Linked DNA regions of Mus musculus: regions 1 and 2 are each linked to region 3. The links are chromatin loops, found by intact Hi-C in ENCODE. Cell type or tissue: heart. All regions are shown on one strand. Region 1 overlaps Araf (Araf proto-oncogene, serine/threonine kinase). Region 2 holds the start of Mir5617 (microRNA 5617). Region 3 holds the start of Cdk16 (cyclin-dependent kinase 16).

The links. Peaks named below come from ENCODE experiments on the same cell type or tissue, not always from the same donor. Only the 100,000 strongest peaks of a DNase experiment are listed, where the experiment ranks them.
Region 1: a loop joins it to region 3, with 1.9 times the contacts of the local background. A loop is called at or near these places in 4 of 42 quality-filtered maps.
Region 2: it touches region 3 in a loop (2.0-fold over the local background); 4 of 42 quality-filtered maps call a loop at or near these places.

Annotation. Positions count from the first base shown.
Region 1 is chrX:20,853,492-20,855,991 of GRCm38, forward strand. Araf (Araf proto-oncogene, serine/threonine kinase) reads left to right here. Exons shown (of 16, transcript NM_009703.2): 8 at 69-96; 9 at 186-325; 10 at 422-624. Among named protein-coding and RNA genes, the nearest start is that of Araf, 6.2 kb to the left of the region's middle. In heart, no CTCF peak of the experiment used is centred here; no DNase peak of the experiment used is centred here.
Region 2 is chrX:20,861,665-20,864,164 of GRCm38, forward strand. It overlaps Syn1 (synapsin I), which reads right to left. Exons shown (of 13, transcript NM_013680.4): 10 at 1,920-2,066; 11 at 1,519-1,606; 12 at 835-1,426. Mir5617 (microRNA 5617) reads right to left here and starts at 1,518; the gene lies at 1,462-1,518. In heart, no CTCF peak of the experiment used is centred here; DNase peaks (open chromatin) are centred at 687, 1,047 and 1,827; H3K4me3 peaks cover 714 bases; H3K27ac peaks cover 938 bases.
Region 3 is chrX:20,687,755-20,690,254 of GRCm38, forward strand. Cdk16 (cyclin-dependent kinase 16) reads left to right here and starts at 672. Exons shown (of 16, transcript NM_011049.5): 1 at 672-1,052. In heart, a CTCF peak has its summit at 1,061; DNase peaks (open chromatin) are centred at 127, 647 and 1,087; H3K4me3 peaks cover 2,233 bases; H3K27ac peaks cover 1,598 bases.

The DNA of each region.
Region 1 (2,500 bases), 170 kb after region 3:
GGAGCATTGCTTAGAGCCATTACTATTGCCATATCCTCACTTTGACTTCTGCTCCCACCTCCTTCCAGTTTACTGCTCAGAGCTTCAGCACCGATGGTGAGAGAACCCCCACCCCTTTCTGCACCCTGAGCTCTCTGCCCCACCACCCCACTTGCCTCCACTCACAGCATTCTGTACAACCACAGCTGCTGGTAGAGGTGGTGATGGAGCCCCTCGGGGTAGCCCTAGCCCAGCTAGTGTGTCTTCAGGGAGGAAGTCCCCACATTCCAAGTTACCTTCAGAACAGCGGGAGCGGAAGTCCTTGGCAGATGAAAAGAAAAAAGTGGTATGCCATAGGAAATCCTTGGGGGCCACCATAGCCTGAGTGCTATGACGGAGGGTTGTGGGTAGGCCCCTCTGATGCCACCCATCTGGCCCACAGAAGAACCTGGGGTACCGGGACTCAGGCTATTACTGGGAGGTGCCACCCAGTGAGGTACAGCTGTTGAAGAGGATCGGGACAGGCTCTTTTGGCACTGTGTTTCGGGGGCGTTGGCATGGCGATGTAGCTGTGAAAGTGCTCAAGGTGGCCCAACCTACCGCTGAGCAGGCCCAGGCCTTCAAGAATGAGATGCAGGTGCTCAGGTGAGGTTGCTGTGAATGTAAGTGGGACAGGATGGTGGCAGGCAGCATTTAGTGTTTGGGAAAAAGCCATGCTGGGGTACTTCCTGGGTGTGTACTCTATTTGTGCCATGTTGGAAGTATAATGAGGCTCAATTTCTCTCCAAGAGATGACCCTTTCTCCTCTGAGCAATGGGCTGCAGATGAGGACAATGATGATGGTCTTTCTTTGGATGAACATTGCTATTTGCTGGCTGGGAACTAGATCTAGCCATAGGACCTTCCCATGATTATTTAACACATGAAGATTTTATGTAATTCCAGCTCCAGGAGTGCTCATATCCGTCCTTCCTTTTGCTGAGTCACTGCTATTATACTCATTGTGTTGTGGGCTTGTTGTTAATCATAATTTTATACTTAAAATTTTCTTTGATGCAAACAACAATATTAATTATAGTCATATTCTATATTCCCGTTGTGTAGTTATTATAATTGATGTAATTAAGGTATGATCAACACTATTAATTCATTCACACTGAAAAAACCAGGGTGGCACCATTTTAGCCACTACAGTTACTATGTAGCATAGTACTTTGTGCCTTTATTTTATATAAGCAAGGTTGTATAGGGTGTGTGTGTGTGTGTGTAACCATATTAAGCACATGTAATACCACTGAGCTATACTCCCTGTTATCAGGAAGGTATAATTTCTGACAATCTGAGGATGCATATATGGGCTTCCCCCCTCTTATCAGATAAACACAATGGATGCCACAATAAGAAAACTTATTCTCAGCTCATCTCTGTAAAGTTTGATGATTTGAGTATGCACTAATTTGCATTCTATTTATCTACTGGCTTCCCACTATTAAGAATCTTTATGCTGCTGAGGTCACTTAGCACCAAGACTGACAACCTGAGTCCATTCAGTCCCTGGGACCTATATGGTAGAAAAGAACTGGCTCCTGAAAGTTGTCCTCTGTTCTCCACATGTACACTGTGGCACACATGCTCTATATACACAGATGATCACAGACAAAGGAATCTTCATATTTGCTGGGAAGATAGCTCCATCAGTAAAGTGCTTAATATGTTTGTGATTGAGTTTAGATTCCCATCACCCACATAAAAAGTAAAAAGCTGGGTGCAGTGGTGCACACCTGTAATCCTAGCACTGGGAAAGCAGAGACAAGAGTGGATTACTGGTGCTTAGCCAGTCTAGGCAGTTGGTGAGGTCTAGGTTTAGTTAGAGATTCGGTCTCCAAAAATGAGGTGGAGCCGGGCGTGGTGGTGCACACCTTTAATCCCAGCACTTGGGAGGCAGAGACAGGCGGATTTCTGAGTTCGAGGCCAGCCTGGTCTACAAAGTGAGTTCCAGGATAGCCAGGGCTACACAGAGAAACCCTGTCTCGAAAAACCAAAAAAAAAAAAAAAAAAAAAAAAAAAAAAAAAAAAACCCAAAGAGGTGGAACACAATCAAGGGAGATAGATAATCCAACATCAACCTCTGGCTTCTCCACCCATGCACATGCACAGTCATGTATGTGTGCCACATACAAAACAATGTGGAGAGTGATTGAAGAATACACCTGACATTGACCTCTGGTCTCCGTTTGTGTGCACAGATGTACATGTACACGCATACCTGTATATTGCCTCTGTCTTTGTCTGTCTCTGTTTCTCTCTTATACACACGCACACGCACACACACACACAAATCCCTGTGTTGAGAATGTTGGTGCATGCCTGTAATCTTAGTACTTGGGAGAAATCCCTGTGTTGAGAATGATGGTGCATGCCTGTAATCTTAGTACTTGGGAGGCTGAGGCAGAAGGAACAACAGTTTGAGACCAGAACTGGTGTGATAATGTAGTAAAGTGCTTATCATGTAAGCAAGAAG
Region 2 (2,500 bases), 170 kb after region 3:
GGGAGAGAAACACAATGTTACCCTAGGCCCAGCCCCAGCCCTGCCCCTCTGATCCTGAGGCTGTGCCTGTGACCTTCCCACCCCCAAGCATGCCCCTGAACCCTGATGGATTCTCAAGGGTGATGAAGCTGAGACTGAGGCGAATGTGGGGTCAGCTGAGAGGACTTAGATATAAGATAAAGTGGTGTGGTTTAATGGGAAGATTCCTTGGTCAGTTTGATATGGAGGATGAAAGGAGGGGTTCCAGCAAGGAGCCTAGGAGGAGCCTGGGCTAGGGACAGTCTAGTATGAGGTAAGCCAGTCTGAGGGGGAACAGATGGGGTGGGGGTGGGGGCCAGGGAAAACTTTGGAGCTAAGGGCTAGGGGAATAGAATGGACAAGGAGAAGCAGAAAGGATGGTATGATCTGGGAGAGTTTGAAGTGGCAGGAGTATCTGGCAATGGACCAGAAAGGAGTCTTAGGGAAGGTTTGAGGAAAGGCTGAAAAGGGAAATGATGGAAGGCTTGCTGCAAATTGGCCTGAGGGAGTTCAGGGCTGTCTGGGAGGAGGGTGATAATAAGAGATCAGATGGACAGGGAAGTACTGGAAGTAGGTCAGCCAGGCTACTGGGATGGGCCAAAGGTCTGGAAGGGGGACTTTCCCAGGGCTTGTAGGGGAGGAATCTGAACTGGAAGTGGAGATGCTGGGATTCTCCCTCAACTGCTGGGATTGAGACAAAAGGGGTTTGGCCCAGGCAAAGGAGATCTGGTTTTCCTTGGGATCTGGGGATGCCCTACTGGGGACAGTGCACTCTGTGAGCAGCAAAGGCCAAGGCTGCTATAAAGGTCCCCTTACTTGAGCTGGGGGTGCGGGGGTCCCCCGGCAGCGGCGGTGATGGGTGGTGGCACATCCTGGCTGGGTTTCTGGGCCAGCTGTGGTTTGGCGGGACGTCCAGCAGGACCTGGGCCGCTGGGCCGGGGCTGCTGTGTGGTGGGAGGCCCAGTGCGAGGTCCGGGACCTGCCTGACTGGCCTGACGAGTGGGACCAGCAGGGCCTGGGGGTTTTTGGGGAGGGCCCTGGCGCTGCTGCCCTCCGGGTGGGGCTCCTGAGGCCTTCGTTGGAGCTGGACCAGAGATAGATGCCTGACGGGTAGCCTGCGGGGCCCCCGCCTGACGCTGTGGAGATGGGGAGGCTGGTGGGCGCGCTGCTGGAGGTGCTCCAGGGCCTCCTGCCACTGGCCGCGACTGGCGGCCTTGACCCTGGGTCACTGGTGTGGCCTGAGAGGCAGACTGCTGAGGTGCTGCGGTGGGACTTGGTAGGCGCTGAGGCAGAGGGCTGCCAGCTGGCGGTCCAAGGCCAGAAAGATGTTGCTGGCCTTGTGGGGGTGGGCGCTGCTGCAGCGGGGGTCCCTGGCGCTGAGGTCCTGGGCCTGGCTGTGGAGGGCCTCCTAGGAACAGAAAAAAAGAACAGCAAGTGAGAGTGAGTGAGAGCTGAGGCCGCCTGGGATGGTAGGAACCCAGAAGGCTTGCCCTCACTTACCCTGGGGTGGGGGTCGTTGTTGAGCAGGAGGACCTGCAGGCTGCTGGGAGGTCTGGCGGCCCAAGGTCAGGGCTCCTGGGGATGAAGACTGTGGCAGAAGAGTGGAATACAAGAGATTAAAAATAGTTACCGGAGAGTGGGAGCAACAGCCAATCAAAACGACATGGGTTCCCTGTGTGCTGGGTGTTGCCCCATTTGTGGCCAGTTGAGGGGATATGGAGCTATGAGGCCTCTCACCCCATATTTGGTCAGGAGACTCTTAAAGATGGCAAGGTAGCAGCAATTTAGTGAGGCCACAAGTGCATAAAGGTGACATTAATAGTCCATTGATACCACCTCTATGGCATCAGGTTGATGAAGGGCTGGCCTCCTTCCCACTAGCTCAAGACCAAGGGCCTGACCTGGCTGTGGGAGCCCCTGCCAGGGGAAGCATCCCGCTGCGGCTGCCGAGGCAGAGCCTGAGTCATCTTGTTGACCACAAGTTCCACGATGAGCTGCTTGTCTTCATCCTGGTGATCACCAATGAGTGGCATGGAGGAGCCCACCACCTATGGGAGGGAAAAGGATCCAGTATTAGGGGAGGCAGGAAGTGCATGTGAGGCCACAGTGTCAACAACATACTTTCACTTGGCAAAAAAACATGGTGACTGCAAAGAGAGCTCTGTCTGGCTTCTAAGTGGCGCTGATTGTGCACTGTAAGGAAAGCCTGCCAGTTCCAAGGCTCTGGACAGCTTTGTGGGTGGAGTGTTAGAGCTGGCTCTGCAATCAGTGTCTATGGGGGCAAATCTAGCTTGCTACATGTTTTTCTATGGCTCATGAGCTAAGATATGTTCTATATCTTTTTCTTCTTATTTTAAAGGAAGTAGAACCACAACCACCCAGCAAGCCTAAAAACCACCAGTCTAACCCTAAAATCATAGGCAGGATCCTGCCTCACCCTCCCAAGTTGCTAGGATTACAGGCATGTACCATAGTTTAGGCT
Region 3 (2,500 bases):
AAAGGCGAGCCCGAAAACCAATAAAAAACCGTACAGAGGAGGAGGCAAGCTGAAGAGAAAGCTAGATCATGCTTCTTCAGCTTTGCCACGCCCTTCATTCTTGCTCAGCCCTGACGCAGGGAGCAAATTTGATTGGCTGAGCGTCAGCTTTTTCAAAAGGGTGGGGCCACATACGTTTCACAGTGGGTAACAAACTAGTGGTAGAGGGTGGGTGGCAGGGCGGGGCTAGATTGTCCTAGCTAAGGTGGTAATCCAGGCCACCTCTCCTAGAAAGTCATTTCCAGCCTTTAAATTCTTGCCTCCCGAGGCACCACAAAGGACTGGAACTGCTTCGCTCACCTGTTCTTTTTCTCCTTGCAAAAGTCCCGTTTACCACCATGGGGATGTACCAAATGAGACTGTAGGGAAAGAAGGTGGTGACTGGCACGCCTGGCTACTGGCTGCTGCTCACCTCGATGCTAGTAAATTTCTAGCAAGATCAAAACTATTAACCCCTCTCTAAATCCCCCTGGCGCCGTTCCAGGGCCAACGCCACATTCCCTGCTGGGCACGCAATGGCCGCACCCCCTCCCGCTGCAGAAGGCTCTTTTGGTACACGCAGTCCGAGGTGAGTCTCCTCCTTCCTGCTTCACACCCCACCCCCAGCGTGTGCGTGCGCATGCGCGGAGCGCGGCGCGCGCGGCTGTTGGGCCGCTGGCTGGGGGGCTCTGGGATATGCTGCGTCTCCGCTAGCTGTCTGCTGTGAGTCACGAGCCGCCGTGAACACCCGGATTCCAGCGGGCGCTTGCGAGCACGGGGGCATCGCCCGCAGTGGCCAAGCTCATGGCCGGCTGAGCGGGACGCCGCCGCCGCCTCAGCCGCCGCCGCCGCCGCCGCCTCTTCCTCCTCAGCCGGCGGCGGCCCGGGCCCAGCAGCCATGGCCGAAGACTACTGGGACGGGCGCCTGCGGCGAACTGGAGGAAAAGGAGGTCGCGCGGCCTCATCCCGGGCCGCCGCCCCAGGCGCCACCGCGCCGGCCCCGCGGCTCTGAGGTTACTCGCGCGCCCCCTCCGGTGAGCGTGTCCTCGATACTTAGGGTGGGGGCTGCTCTTCCTAGAGAGCCAGCCGGACCCTAGGCAGTGCTGGAACAAGACCAAGGGGTTCTGGGCAGCTTGTCTGTCAGGTGCCCCCTCCCCCTCGAGTTTCCCAGAATGCACTGGGGGGTCATTTGGGGCCTCCCTGACCTTGGCCCCGCCCTGGGCCCCTGTCCTGGGAGCTGAGGATGGGAAGTGCTGTGGATGCTAAGTGGGAGAAGGGTGATTAAAGGACTAGCGTTATGGGAATGGATTGATACAGTGAGATTCTCGGAGTTGCTAAAGGGCTAGGAACATGTAATAAAAAGCCTTACGACTTCAGGCCCAGTGTGCTTATGGAAAGGGGTTGCAGGACCATGAGGGACGTGATGGGGTATAACAGGGTTTGAAGTAAAGACAGTTCCAAAACATTCTAGTGGAAGTTGGAGCTACAGAGAGGCCCAGTGTAAATGGAGAAAGGGTGGTAGAGGTACTACCAGAAGGTGTGCTGATAGACGCATAGTTCCGAGTGTGTGGTGATGAGGGTCAGGATAGTGTTAATACTGTGTTTATCCACGGAGTTGAGGGTGGCAGCTTCTCTGGGTCCAGGGTGTGCTCATAGAGGAGGTAATGGAGGGTCCTGGAGATGAGGGTATGTAGATGTAATAAAGGTAGGGTGAGATCAGTATATGCCAGTGAAGGCAGAGCTTTTGAAGGACCTGAGAGTGTGTGTAATGGGAGAGGATGGGGAAAGGCCTGTACTACTGGGTTTTAGGTGTGTGCGTACATGTGTACGGGAGATTGTCAGTAAAGGAAGTATAAAGAGCTTTGCACACTAAGGGTCAAGATGAGGTGTGAGTGGATGTCCATAAAGGCTTCCAGAAAGCGTGGGGGCAATACTATATATGAAGTTCTAGAGCACTGGTTCTCAACTTAGAGGTCGAATGTCAAATATCCTGCATATCAGACATTTACATGATAATTCATCACAGCAAAAGTACAGTTATGAAGTAGCAACAAAAAGAACTTTATGGTTGGGGGACACCACAACATGAGGAACTGTAGTAAAGGGTCACAGCATTGGGAAGGTTGAGAACCACTGTTGTAAAGGCTGCTGCTGTGGGGTTAGATAGATACAGACACTTAAATGTATGCACGCTATTAGGGGAAGAGCACAAAGTAAAATATGCTGATGTACATCAAAACGCCTTTTTTCTCTCCATGGGCCACTGAAGTGTGCTGATTTGAGGAGTGCTTCAGAAGTAGAGTTTTTTTGGGGGTGAGGGGTGGAGAATCTAGTGGATAATGAAAGGAACAGAGCTATGAAGGAAATCAATTGTGAACCAGAGAAATGGTGGTAGGAGTGGTTGGTTGAAGCAGGGAATAGGAGTAGGTACTGGTGTGCCAAAGTGAATTGGAGTCATGAACTGAGATGTATGTTATTAGGG